Regions from separate parts of the Homo sapiens genome. Here region 2 is linked to region 1. A link is an interaction called in ENCODE POLR2A ChIA-PET data of the cell type or tissue named here. Cell type or tissue: K562. All regions are shown on one strand. Links, peaks and the distances in the headings refer to the core of each region. The heading gives the core; the rest is flanking DNA. Region 1 has its middle 4.9 kb from the start of JARID2-DT. Region 2 has its middle 150 kb from the start of JARID2-DT.

What was found. ChIA-PET counts read pairs that join two places held together with the same protein. Peaks named below come from ENCODE experiments on the same cell type or tissue, not always from the same donor. Only the 100,000 strongest peaks of a DNase experiment are listed, where the experiment ranks them.
Region 2: POLR2A ChIA-PET joins it to region 1 with 6 read pairs; 2 of 35 experiments call an interaction of 5 or more read pairs at or near these places.

The regions. Positions count from the first base shown.
Region 1 is chr6:15,237,257-15,243,740 of GRCh38, reverse strand. No RefSeq gene overlaps it. Among named protein-coding and RNA genes, the nearest start is that of JARID2-DT, 4.9 kb to the left of the region's middle. RefSeq lists enhancers at 3,913-4,413, 4,414-4,914. In K562, for the core only: no CTCF peak of the experiment used is centred there; no DNase peak of the experiment used is centred there.
Region 2 is chr6:15,087,346-15,093,829 of GRCh38, reverse strand. No RefSeq gene overlaps it. Among named protein-coding and RNA genes, the nearest start is that of JARID2-DT, 150 kb to the left of the region's middle. In K562, for the core only: no CTCF peak of the experiment used is centred there; DNase peaks (open chromatin) are centred at 2,329, 3,609 and 4,459; H3K4me3 peaks cover 2,134 bases.

The sequences.
Region 1 (6,484 bases), core at 1,588-4,087:
TTCTAAAAACTTTCTGATCATTAGGACTGGCATACTGGGAATCTCCACGTCTCCACGTTGTTAAGATTTTAACCAGCTTTCTGTAAGTTTAACGCAGATACCTCATTCCCTAGGCAAATATTAATGAACAAAGGTGAGTTTCTTTTCTGTTCCCCTAACTAGCCCTGGGGCCTGGACTTCTCAGTCCTGGGCTTGCGAACTCCCCTGCCAGGCTACCAGCTCCAGGTCACCTGGTGTGAAAAACTATTGTGTAAAGTTGAGGCCTCAGGGCAGAGGGGAAAGGAAGGAATTTGCTCATTTCCAAAAGATTTGAATAATATTAGTGTTGTTTTCCCTGAAAGAGAAAAAAGGTTGGCCTTCTTAGTGGTTGAAAGATTTTCCTGTTGTGAAAGTAACCTACTCCTAATGAACTTCCTTCCCCTACCATCTTGGCAAGACCATCCAAGGCTTTTCTTGCTCCTTCCTCCTCTTTTTCATTTTCTGTAAGTCAAATGCAGCTTTTCTTATGATGATTTTCACATCTCAAAGCCTTGACCTCTTCAATTGGAGGGGCAGGGATGAGAACATGTCTAGGTACATTGATTGTATTAGACTCTATGCCAGCACTGTCCTCATCCCTGAGGACACAGGAAGCTCACAGCTCAGTAAAAAAAAAAAAAAAAAAAAGGCAGAGTTTACAATGGATTGTGATACCTCCAAAAAGTACTATATCAGCAATGTAGAAAAGAAGCTAAAAAGAACACATTGCTGAGATGACTAGGTGTTAAGGAGTTTTGAAGTAGGTGTAGGGGTTCACATACATACTTAAAGAAGTGCATATTTCACCCCTTTGCATTGCATCCTATTTGTTTACATTCTCCACTTTTAATGTTTCTAGTTCTTCTCTCCAAGTAAAAAGGAAATTCCCTAAAGAGATGATGTTGTCTACTTCTCATACCCTCCAAAGCTCCAAAAACTTCATCAAATTTGAAAGATGTCCAGTAAATGCTTACTGTTGAATATTTCACCAAAACTATAATGCCCAACTATTTAGACTATTGCCCAACATTTAGTCTCCTACCATCATCTTCCATTCCATTCTGGAACTCTGCTAGTTTTCCTCTTGCATTATCTAAATCCAATGTAGTGTTATACGTTCTTCAAGGCCCCAAATTCAGGCCCATTTCCAATCCAGCCTCGCTGCTTGGCCTACTCATTCCTGGATTCTCATTGCCCTTCCTATTTTGGCAATAATTTTTGAGCTTTAAAATTTTATTCTGAGGCCGAATGTGGTGACTCACATCTGTAATCCCAGCACTTTGGAAGGCCGAGGCAAAAGGATCACTTGAGCTCTGGAGTTTGAGACCAGCCTGGGTAACATGGTGAAACCCTATCTCTACCAAAAAAAAAAAAAAAATTAGCTGGACGTGGTGGCCCAGGCATGGTAGTGTGCACCTGTAGTCCCAGTTACTTGGGAGGCTTAGGTGGGAGGATGGCTTGAGCGGGAGGCTGAGGTTGCAGTGAGCTGACATTGCACCATTACACTCCAACCTGGGTGACAGAGAAAGACCCTGTCAAAAACAAACAAAAAAAAATTGTTCTCTGTTGTATTTTTTTCTGATTATGTCATGTAAGTATCTTGTATCTCTTAATTGAAAATTGGATGGGGCCATGATTTGTCTCATATTGAGGCAGCCATTGGCAATGAGGGAATCAGATGTTTCTAATATTAAGTCTCTGAGTGACCATATGCCATTCACCTGCCTCATATAGGCCTTGGGTCTGTCATTTATAAAATGAGCAGGTTAGGCTGGGTGTGGTGGTTCACACCTCTAATCCTAGCACTTTGGAAAGCCAAAGCGGAAGGATTGCTTGAGCCCAAGAGCTCAAGACCAGCCTGGGTAACATAGCCAGACACCATCTCTACAAACATAAAATTAAAAATTAGAGGGTTAAATTCAGTTATTTCCCAAAGACATTTCTACACCCAACATTCTCTAGTCCTACCTTTACCTTTGTATTATGCTGCTTTTCCCCCTCAGTGCTGGCCCCTAAGTAAACTCAAATCCACAATCATTCAGTAAAAGTTGCTAGGTTAAGTTTCTTTACACTTGTATGTTATTAATTTCCAAAAAGACCTCATATTTATCCGAGCTATCTAATGATAGCTTTCATTTGTATAACTTTAATAGTGTTTAAAGCACACTGTCATAATAATTTCATTTAAACCATAAAACAACTTAGATCAAGACAGGTATTACTGTCCTCACTCTTCAAATGTGAAAATGAAATATTAAGAGGTTGTGATTTGCTCAAAGTCATACAACCAGTTGAGTGGATGAGCCAAGGGTCAAACTCAGGACTCTCGGCTCCACATACCCAGTGCAGGCCACCTCCCTGGTTTTCCAAAATGGGATTCAAGACATATGATTCCATGAAATGTTACTAGGTGGGACTGAAAAGAAAATAATTCTTCGATGAAATAAATTTGCAGACTGCTACCTTATAATAAAGATAACTCGATTACTTTACTGTAGGGTTTTTAGAAATCCCCAAAGGGGCATGTAGTTTTACAAACTAATTTGATCACAGAAATCTTTTTTTAAGAAAGAGCTGGACCTGGCCAGGCACGGTGGTTCACGCCTGTAATCCCAGCAATTTGGGAGGCCGAGGTGGGTGGATCACCTAAGGTTGGGAGTTCCAGACCAGCTTGACCAACATGGAGAAACCCTGTCTCTACTAAAAATACAAAATTAGCTGGGCGTGGTGGCACATGCCTGTAATCCCAGCTACTCTGGAGGCTGAGGCACGAGAATCGCTTGAATCCGGGAGGTGGAGGTTGCGGTGAGCCGAGATCCTGCCATTGCACTCCAGCCTGGGCAACAAGAGCAAAACTCTGTCTCAAAAAAGAAAGAAAGAAAGAGCTGGGCCGGGTGTGGTGGCTCACACCTGTAATCCCAGCACTTTGGGAGGCAGAGGCGGGCAGATCATGCAGTCAGGAGTTCGAGACCAGCCTGGCCAAGACGGTGAGACCCCGTCTCTACTAAAAATACAAAAAATTAGCTGGGTATAGTGGTGCACGCCTGTAATCCCAGCTACTCAGGAGGCTCAGGCAGGAGAATCGCTTGAACCTGGGAGGTGGAGGTTGCAGTGAGCCGAGATCATGCACTCCATCCAACCTGGGCAACAGAGCGAGACTCTGTCTCGAAAAATAAAAAAATTTAAAAAAACAGACCTTTTAAGTCCAGCCCCCAGCCCTCATTGCTTTTCCTAAATTGCCTCAGAACACCAAGGAAAAAAAAAGAAGAAGAAAGAGCTGGTTACCACGGAACAGTTTTACAGACATGCTTCACCCAATATGATGAATTTATGCTTCATAAATGATTGCTGACTGACAATAATTCCTACCTAAGTGACTGAATACCTTATGTGAAGTTTCTAATTTTATATAGGTCTATCTTCATATGTGAGGGAGTAAGGAGAGGGATGTAAAAATAATATTTGAGTGACATCAGGTTTATAAATAACTATGAACCAGTGTACTCAGAAGGTGGGGGCTTCCATTGAAAGAACATAGAACAGCTATTTCGAGCCAACTGAGATTTGCAAGAGTATTTTAAAACACACTAGGAGGTAAACTCAGATGTAAACAGCCCTCTTAAGAGTGAGTGATGTCAAGGAGACATTAGTTCTTTTTGTTATTCAGTGCTTCCTGTCCCCAAATTACAGTCTTATTTGTCAAGCCTCAATAAAATGCCACAGCACAAACCAAATACAATAAAATGATGCTTTCAACCCTACTGGTCGTCTGTGGACCTTGTTTATACAAGTCACTGAAAGTCGCTGGTACTTTGGATTGTGTAAAAATTTTGGACTATCATTACTATTCTGCTTAGATTGTCTTGTGTTATTGAAAGAGAGCTGGCCCTGATTCAGAAACTCTGGTAAAGCAGCCAAGACGGGAAACCTGCAGTTCCTAAGAATAGACGTTACTGTTTATAATAATACTGCACTCTGTGTTTGGTGGGAAAAATCAACTTTATCAGTGATCAACTAATCCACAGGGGATCAGTATGAGGAAACTGAGGTATAGGGATTACAGGGATCCTGTGAGTAGGCAGGGAAAGGGGGAGGAGCTGTATGAATCAGGATGCCTTCAGTTGCAGGTGAATGGAGCCCAGATGAAAATGGCTTATGGAAAAAAAGGAAGAGGGGCTTGGCTCACCTATCTGGAAACCCAGAGTCCGAGTTTCAGGGCTACAAAGGATGTCATCGTCCTTCCTTCATTCCTTCATTCTCTTTTTCTCTCCATTCATCTCAGCATTTCCTTCTTCTGTCATCCTCTCCAACCAGCAGAGATGATAGCGCCAAAGAAAACTCCTTTGCGGCCAGGCACAGTGGCTCATGCCTGTAATCCCAACACTTTGGGAGGCCGAGGCGGGCGGATCACTTGAGCCCAGGAGTTCGACACCAGCCTGGTCAACAGGGCAAAACCCCTCTCTACTAAAAATACAAAAATTAGCCTGGCATGGTGGCACGTGCCTGTAATCCCAGTTACTGAGGAGGCTGAGGTGGGAGGATCGCTTAGCCCAGGAGACAGAGGTTGCATGGAGCCGAGATCCCGCCACTGCACTCCAGCCTGGGCAACAGAACGAGACTGTTTCAAAAAACAAAAAAGAAAACTCCTTTCCCACCATGGACATGGCGGGTAGAGCAGATTTTGTTATCCAAAGGGGAGGGAGACAAACACTCCAGGGAGCAAAAAAGAAAAAAAAAAAAAAAAAATATATATATATATATATATATAGTCTACCACAGAAGCTACTAGTTCTTCCCTCTGTCAGGGCCACAGAAGTGAGCAGGAAAGGAGAAAATAACCTTTTCACCATCAGAATCCTAGAGATTCATTGGATGATAGACCAGTCCAGCTCAGTCTAGAGCTACTCTCTCATTTACCCCACCTTGCACACTTCAAGGTTTTCACAGACATGATCCCTGCCTAAATACTGGTTGATCTACGTATCAAACACTTTTGCCCATAGTTTCTTATCTATGAATCTATAGAATTTTCTAAACAAAAACAGAGCTTATCTCTTGCCAAATTGGGACATCTACAATTTATATTCTGTTTTCTGAAATCTCAGTGTTTCCAAAACCCAAGATTCACTCACACCTTACAGAAACCCAGTGCCATCTCCCTTTCCGATCCTACACACAGACACATAGAGTGAAACAGAAAAGATTCAAACATTGGCAGTTACATTGTGACTGAAACTTAGTGGATTATTAATTTCCTGCTTTTGGTCTTTCTCTCAATTGTCAAACATTCATTTTAAAAAAAAAATATTTTGGCCAGGCACGATGGCTCATGCCTGTAATCCCAATACTTTGGGAGGCCGAGGCGGGTGGATCACGAGGTTAGGAGATTGAGACCATCCTGGCCAACGTGGTGAAACCCCGTCTCTACTAAAAATACAAAAAGTAGCTGGATGTGGCGGCATGTGCCTGTAATCCCAGCTACTCAGGAGGCTGAGGCAGGAGAATCTCTTGAACCCAGGAGACTGAGGTTGCAGTGAGCTGAGATCACACCACTGCACTCCAGCCTGGGCAACAGAGTGAGACTCCGTCTCAAAAAAAAAAAGTGTTTTGGCCAGCCTCGGTGGCTTATGCTTATAATCCTAGCACTTTGGGAGGCCGAAGCAGGCAGATCATCTGAGGTCAGGAGTTCGAGACCAACCTGACCAACATGGAGAAACCCCGTCTCTACTTAAAAATACAAAATTAGCCGGACGTGTTGGCGCATGCCTGTAATCCCAGCTACTTGGGAAGCTGAGGCAGGAGGACAGCTTGAACCCGGGAGGCAGAGGTTTTGGTGAGCCGAGATCGTGCCGTTGCGCTCCAGCCTGGGCAACAAGAGCGAAACTCCGTCTCAAAAAAAGAAAAAAAAAAAAAAAGACAGTGTTTTTATGTGTCCATGTGTACACGATTACGAAATTGAGGGTTCTCAAACAGTGTATGTTACCTAGAAAACTTTAGGCATTTATGATTCTAAACAAATACAAAGAGGAAAACTATAAAATCAATGTGGTTATTTAATACAATATGGCTACTGGGAAGATTATACTGGAAATCTAGACACTTGAGGTTTCATCTCAGCTTTTTGTGATGTCACTATGCCTCATTTTCTTCATTTGTGAAAAAAGGGGATTGACCTAGATGGACTCTAACACTCTTCCAAATCTAATAGATTATGACTGTGATATTATTTTATGTGTGTGATATTATTTTATGTGTGTATTAGTCTCCACCCCCCAAGGCTCAAGTGATCCTCCTACCTCAGCCTCCCAAGTAGCTGGGACTAGAGGTGTGCGCCATCACACCCAGCTACTTTTTGTATTTTTTGTAGAGATAAGGTTTCTACATGTTGGCCAGCCTGGTCTTGAACTCCTGAGCTCGAGCTCAAGGGATTCACTGGCCTTGGCCTCCCAAAGTGCTAGGATTACAG
Region 2 (6,484 bases), core at 2,099-4,598, 150 kb after region 1:
CAGGTTCAAGCCATTCTCCTGCCTCAGCCTCCCGAGTAGCTGGGACCACAGGCCACCACGCCACCATGCCTGGCTAATTTTTTGCATTTTTAGTAGAGACGGGGTTTTGCCGTGTTAGCCGGGATGGTCTCGATCTCCTGACCTCGTGATCCGCCCGCCTCGGCCTCCCAAAGTGCTGGGATTACAGGTGTGAGCCACTACGGCCGGCAAAATTTATTTTATAATTTTTTTTTTTAGAGACAGGGTCTCTGGGTGTGGCTGCACGCCTGTAATCCCATCACTTTGGGAGGCTGAGGCGGGCAGATCACCTGAGGTCAGGAGTTTGAGACCAGCCTGGCCAATATGGTGAAACCCCATCTCTACTAAAAATAGAAAAATTAGCCAGGCATAGTGGTGCATGCCTGTAGTCCCAGCTACTCAGGAGGCTGAGGCAGGAGAATTGCTTGAACTCGGGAGGTAGAGGTTGCAGTCAACCGAGATTGTGCCACTGCACTCCAGCCTGGGTGACAGAGTGAGACTCCATCTCAAAAAAAAAAAAAAAAAGAGAGACAGGGTCTCATTTTATCACCTGGCTGGAGTGCAGTGGTGAGATCATAGCTCACTGGAGCCCTGAATGTCTGTGCTCAGTTCTCCCACCTCAGCCTCACAAATAGCTAGGACCACAGGCATGCACCACCATGCCTGGCTAATTTTTAATTTTTAATTAATTAATTAATTAATTTTATTTATTTATTTTTTTTTAGCAATGGGGTCTCGCCATGTTGCCCAGGCTGGTCTTCAACTTCTGGCCTCAAGCGATTCTCCTGTCTTGGCTTCCTGGCATGCTGGGATCATGGGCATGGGTCACTGTGCCCAGCCCCACAAATTTATTTAATGTAAGTTTTATGAAACACAGTAGCTTTCAGAAATGAAAAGCCAAAGGAACAGGGAAACCTGTGTATTTGTGTGCTTAGGTTTGGTGAAGAGAGGATGGTTGTAGAGAAATGTGATTGGACGACGTGGGTTGACTCTAACGGTGACAAACTGGGGGTGTCTAGCAGATCCTGTTTGTTCAGATTCTTCTCTGTGCTCCTACGTCGATAAGGAAGCTCCTTTCCTCCAGGTGTAGGGAGAGCACCTCTGGAGTGAAGGTCTTATGATCTGCTTCAGCAGGGAGGGCAAGGGGAAAGAGAGAGTGACCTTTCTGCCTCTGATGTGCCAAGGTGCCATATTGTGTGATAGCGTGTCCTGAACCCCATCATTACCAAGGAGAAGTGGGACAATATGTATGCCGGAATCTTATGAGCTTCTTCCTTCTTGAACCATGGCTGGTTTTCAACCTATAGTGATTGAAAACCTTCCTAGTGCTCTCTTTTACTTCACCAAACCTCCAACCTTCAACTCCTCTGACTTCTCCTTCTGTCCGGCTGCGCCGGCACGTGCTCCTCTTCTCCACATAGGCAGCAATTTGTGGTCTTTGTTCACAACAGATTCTCCTTCCCTGGCATCCCTGAAGACCTAAAGGCTGGAATTCCAACCTGCCCAGGGATCATTTCCTCTGGACATTTCCTAGGAATTTTCTTTTGTAAGCCCTGGAAGCATACAATATATTTTAGAAAAATTCCATTTTGTCAGGGCGTGATGGCTCACGCCTGTAATCCTAGCACTTTGGGAGGCCAAGGTGGGCAGATCACCTGAGGTCAGGCGTTTGAGACCAGCCTGACCAACATGGAGAAACCCTGTCTCTACTAAGAATACAAAATTAGCTGGGCGTAGTGGTGCACTCCTGTAATCCTAGCTACTTGGGAGGCTGAGGCAGGAAAATCACTTGAACCCGGGAGGCGGAGGTTGCGGTGAGCCAAGATCGTGCCATTGCACTCCAGCCTGGGCAACAAGAGCGAAATTCCGTCTCAAAAAAAAAAAATCCATTTCAAATGAATTACAAATTTAAAAAGAATACTTCTCTAGGCTGGGCGTGATGGCTCATGCCTGTAATCCCAGCACTTTGGGAGGCCAAGGTGGGCAGATCACCTGAGGTCAGAAGTTCAAGACCAGCTTGACCAACATGGTGAAACTCCATCTCTACTAAAAATACAAAAATTAGCTGGGCATGGTGGTGTGCGCCTGTAATCCCAGCTACTCGGAAGACTGAGGCAGGAGAATCGCTTGAACCTGGGAGGCGGAAGTTGCAGGGAGGCAGAAGTTGCAGTGAGCCAAGATTGTGCCACTGCACTCTAGCTTGGGTGACACAGCAAGATTCAGTCTCAAGTAAAAAAAGAACACTTCTCTATCATAGGCTGGGACATATTAGGCATGTCCCTTAGCTCGTCTATTCCTCCAGTTTTAAGGTGAGACAACAATATGGATCTCACAGGGTTATTGAAGGATTAAATGAGGTGGTCACCGTAGAGCTCTTCTTGTAGTATCAGGCCCCAGAAACTGCTCAAAAAACAGTATTTTATTTATTTATCTAGTTTTGAGATAGGGCCTCCTTCTTTCACCCATGCTGGAGTGCAGTGGCACGACCACAGCTCACTGTAGTCTCTGAGTTCCTGGACTCAAGTGATCCTCCTGCCTCAGCCTTCCAAGTGGCTGGGAGGACAGGTGCACGCCACCATGCCCAATTAATTTTTTCTATTTTTTGTAGAGACAGGGGTCTTACTGTGTTGCCCAGGCTGATCTCAAATTCCTGGGCTCAAGTGATCCTCCCGCCTCAGCCTTCTGAAGTGCTGGGATTACATGTGTGAACCACTGCACCTGGCCAGAGCACAGTATTTGTTATTAGTGAAGTAATATTTAATCATAGCCGGGCTTGGTGGCAGGTGCCTGTAATCACAGCTACTCGGGAGGCTGAGGCAGGATAATTGCTTGAATCCGGGAGATGGAGGTTGCAGTGAGCCGAGATCATGCCGCTGCATTCCAGCCTGGGTAACAAGAGTGAAACTCCATCTCAAAAACAACAACAACAACAAAACAAACAAAAAAACGTAAGCAGAGAAAGTAATTCAGAAGAGGAGACTGGACATTTTCTCTTGCTACAAAATACTTGGATCTAAGTATCTGAAATGATAATTTTTCATTATGTACCTCTCCCTGGAGCCTAGCTGTACGTGTCTTAAATTTGTGCTGAAGAAAGGACGCGGAAGAGTTAAACAGAGATACAATTTTTACCGTGTTTTGGAGGTTTTCCTCTTTGTTTAACATCAAAGCAGTCTGTAGTCCCTTTTGCCAGTTTATACATATTGTTGTACTCAAAGAAGGGCTGAAGGAGCTGAGCGGGCTGCTTGATTAGCTGTGACTCCCTTCCAGCCTGGCTTAAGAGACCAAATGGATTCTACCTCTTTAAGGTTTTAATGATAAGGAGGGGAATAAGAGGCTCCCTCCCTTTTCGAATGTAACTTTGTTGAGGCCCCGATAATAAATCATTTGTTCCCTCTAAATGCACTCTGGCATTCACACAGGCACACACTCTGATGGTTCCCACTTGAAATTGCTCATCAAGTGCAAATAGCTCCCAGCCTGGATGGCTGAGCTGCTCTCCAGCCTCCTCTCTCTGGAGTAAGAAGATTTCAGCTTGTGACCTGCCCTCGGGACTTGTGGGTGTACAAAGCCTGTGACCCAGGAAACAAAGTCAACGGCTCACTTTGTCCCCACCCCACCCTACCCCGTCTCCCTCCTACTAAATGCTGAATCTCACGAGAGAAGAAAACCAGCCACATAAAGGATTTGAAAGCTCAACTTGCTTTCCCACTCTGTTATCCCTGGAGTTGGCTTGGATTCACCCTGAAGCCTTCCCCCTCCCGGGGAAAGTTGCTTCACGTTGCAGCTCAGCAGGTTTGTCCAGCTACATAGGCTCCAGAAAACAAGAAGCAAGACTGGAAAGCTGGGGATGATTGTACGCCCTCGCCTGAATCTTACGTGGTTCCTCCTTCTTCCACCTGGCCAGTGCAGAGCCGTGGGTGCCACGTGGCCACTTCTGGATTGGGTTCCCCTTGGCCTGCCACCCTGTCCTTCTGCTTTCCCACTTTGCCAGCCAGAGTCAATTTGAGGACGCCAAGTTCTCCTCTCCATACAGGTGTGCAGCTGGGATAACCAATGATTAATGCATGTGTCTGGCAGGGCCTTCAGGGTAATTTGATTTGCTTGATATCTAGAGTGATCACCCCTCGTTCCATTCTCCTCCCTTTCTTTTCCTGAGTTTGTGGCAGTGTTTACCTTAGTTGGCGGTTTAAGTTGATGAATGACACTTGTTTCTGGTGTTTGTTTCTGCCCAAGTTTTAATTAAATTTTGCAAGAGGCTTCTGCAATTATGGCTCTAGGTCTCTCTCTCCCTCATCTTACCTCTGAAAAGTTATTGAGCATTCAGAACTTTTCCCAGTTTTCCTTTCTCTCCTCCTCACCGTCAAACTCCCGTGCTGATGGGCCGGCAGGAGGCCGCCATCACTGCAGCCATTACTCCTGGGTTTTATGGCCCGTGATGGCAAAAGCCACATCCTGCCCCTGACAGAATCCATTAGGCTGAGGAGGGAACAGACTCCCAGAAAGCAGAGCTTTTCTGCTGGAGGAGAGCTGTATTATGCCGTAGCTAATGGGACATTTGCAAAATAACCTTTCTAAGTAGATCCTGTAGGCACTCTCAAGGGGCTCTGATTCTATAAGGGAAGAGGTAGAAGCTGTGTTTGCTTGCTTTCCCTTTCTTGCTTTTTTGCTTTCTTGCTTTTTCTCAGTTTCTTGCTTTCTTGCTTTTTCTCTCTTTCTTGCTTTGTTGCTTTTAAGCTTTTGGAGGAGAAAGCAGCCTCTGTATGTTCCAACTGAAAGAATGCCCACACGGCTGAGACAGCAAGAGCAGTGGATTAATGGACTAGGAAATAGATGAACTAAACCAACCCTGGGTTACAATCTGCCTGCAAAGTTGAGATAACATTAGAACAAGTGTATCTGGTTCAATTTATGGTGGGACCACAGTTAGTTCCAAGAAGTAAATGGAACATGCTTCTGAGGTTGCAAAAATTGAATTGGCTAAGTTTCTTCAGGTACATTACCCACCTCCTTTTGTTTTGGTTTGCTTAACGTACTTTTAGAAAACTCATAAGAAAGGTATTCTGTATTAAAAGAGGAGAAAAACGTTTTATTCTTAAGAAAAATTTCGGCTGGGCATGGTGGCTCACGCCTGTAATCCCAGCACTTTGAGAGGCCAAGGTGGGCGATCGCCTGAGGTCAGGAGTTCGAGACCAGCCTGGCCAACGTGGCAAAGCCCTGTCTCTACTAAAAATACAAAAAATTAGCTGGGCATGGTGGTGGGCACCTGTAGTCCTGGCTACTTGGGAGGCTGGGGCAGGGAGAATCGCTTGAACCCAGGAAGTGGAGGTTGCATTGAGCTAAGATCGTGCCATTGTACTCCAGCCTGGGGACAAGAGCGAGACTCCATCTCAAAAAAAAAAAAAAAAAAAAAAAAAGAAAGAAAAATTTCAACACTGGGTGCCGTGGCTCATGCCTGTAATCCCAGCAATTTGGGAGGCCAAGGCAGGCAGATCACCTGAGGCCAGGAATTTGAGACTGGCCTGGCCAACATGGTGAAACCCTGTCTCTACTAAAAATACAAAAATTAGTCCAGTGTGGTGGTGTGCGCCTGTAGTCCCAACTACCTGGGAGGCTGAGACATGAGAATCTCTTGAACCCCGGAGGCAGGGGTTGCAGTGAGCCAAGATCGTACCACTGGACTTCAGAGTGAGACTCTCTCTCAAAAAAAAAAAAGAAAAGAAAAAAAAGAAAAAGAAAAGTTTCGGTTCCTAGTGGGTAAAGGAAAGACCTAGAAATATTTTTATGGTTTCAACATAGATTTACTAAGACATTGCTGGATGTTGTCAGGATACAAGCGACTTAAGATGTAGTCCTTGCCTGCCCTAATATAGCTTCAAAACTCTGCCAGGGACAAGACTAACACATTTAAAATAGCTGAATAGAGGCAACCTGGTGTTAAAGAAAGAGAATAAAGTAGAAATGGGTTTGTGGCTTCTATTCCTTCCCCTGCCATTAATGAGTGCTGGGACCTTGGGCCAGTAATCGCTCAGGCCTGGTTTCCTCGCCTCAAATTAAGGGTGTTGAACAAAATAATCTCTTAAAGTTCCTTAGAGCTTTAATCTTCAGAATCTAATTAACAACATAGGTAGATCTGTTGTATAACCAAGCAATAAAGGGACTGGTACAGAGGATGAATGCTGTGAGACAGGATTCAGAAAGGACATGCATCCCTATGAATGGGAATGGCTTCACGGAGGAGCATGGAGGAACACGGAGGAGCCAGGGCTCAGGTTGGACTTTGAAAGGTGAGCAAGAGATCCAGTAAAGAGTAATTGCGAGGTGTCTTTGGAGAACAGGAAATTGGCTAAACCGTTGGAGCAGTTTGTAGAGGGGCTAGAGAGAGGGAAGGTAGGAAGTTAGACTGAGGCCTAATTGGAGGGGGTCTTGAATTCTATCCTAAGGAGTTAGAACTTGAGCTTGTTTA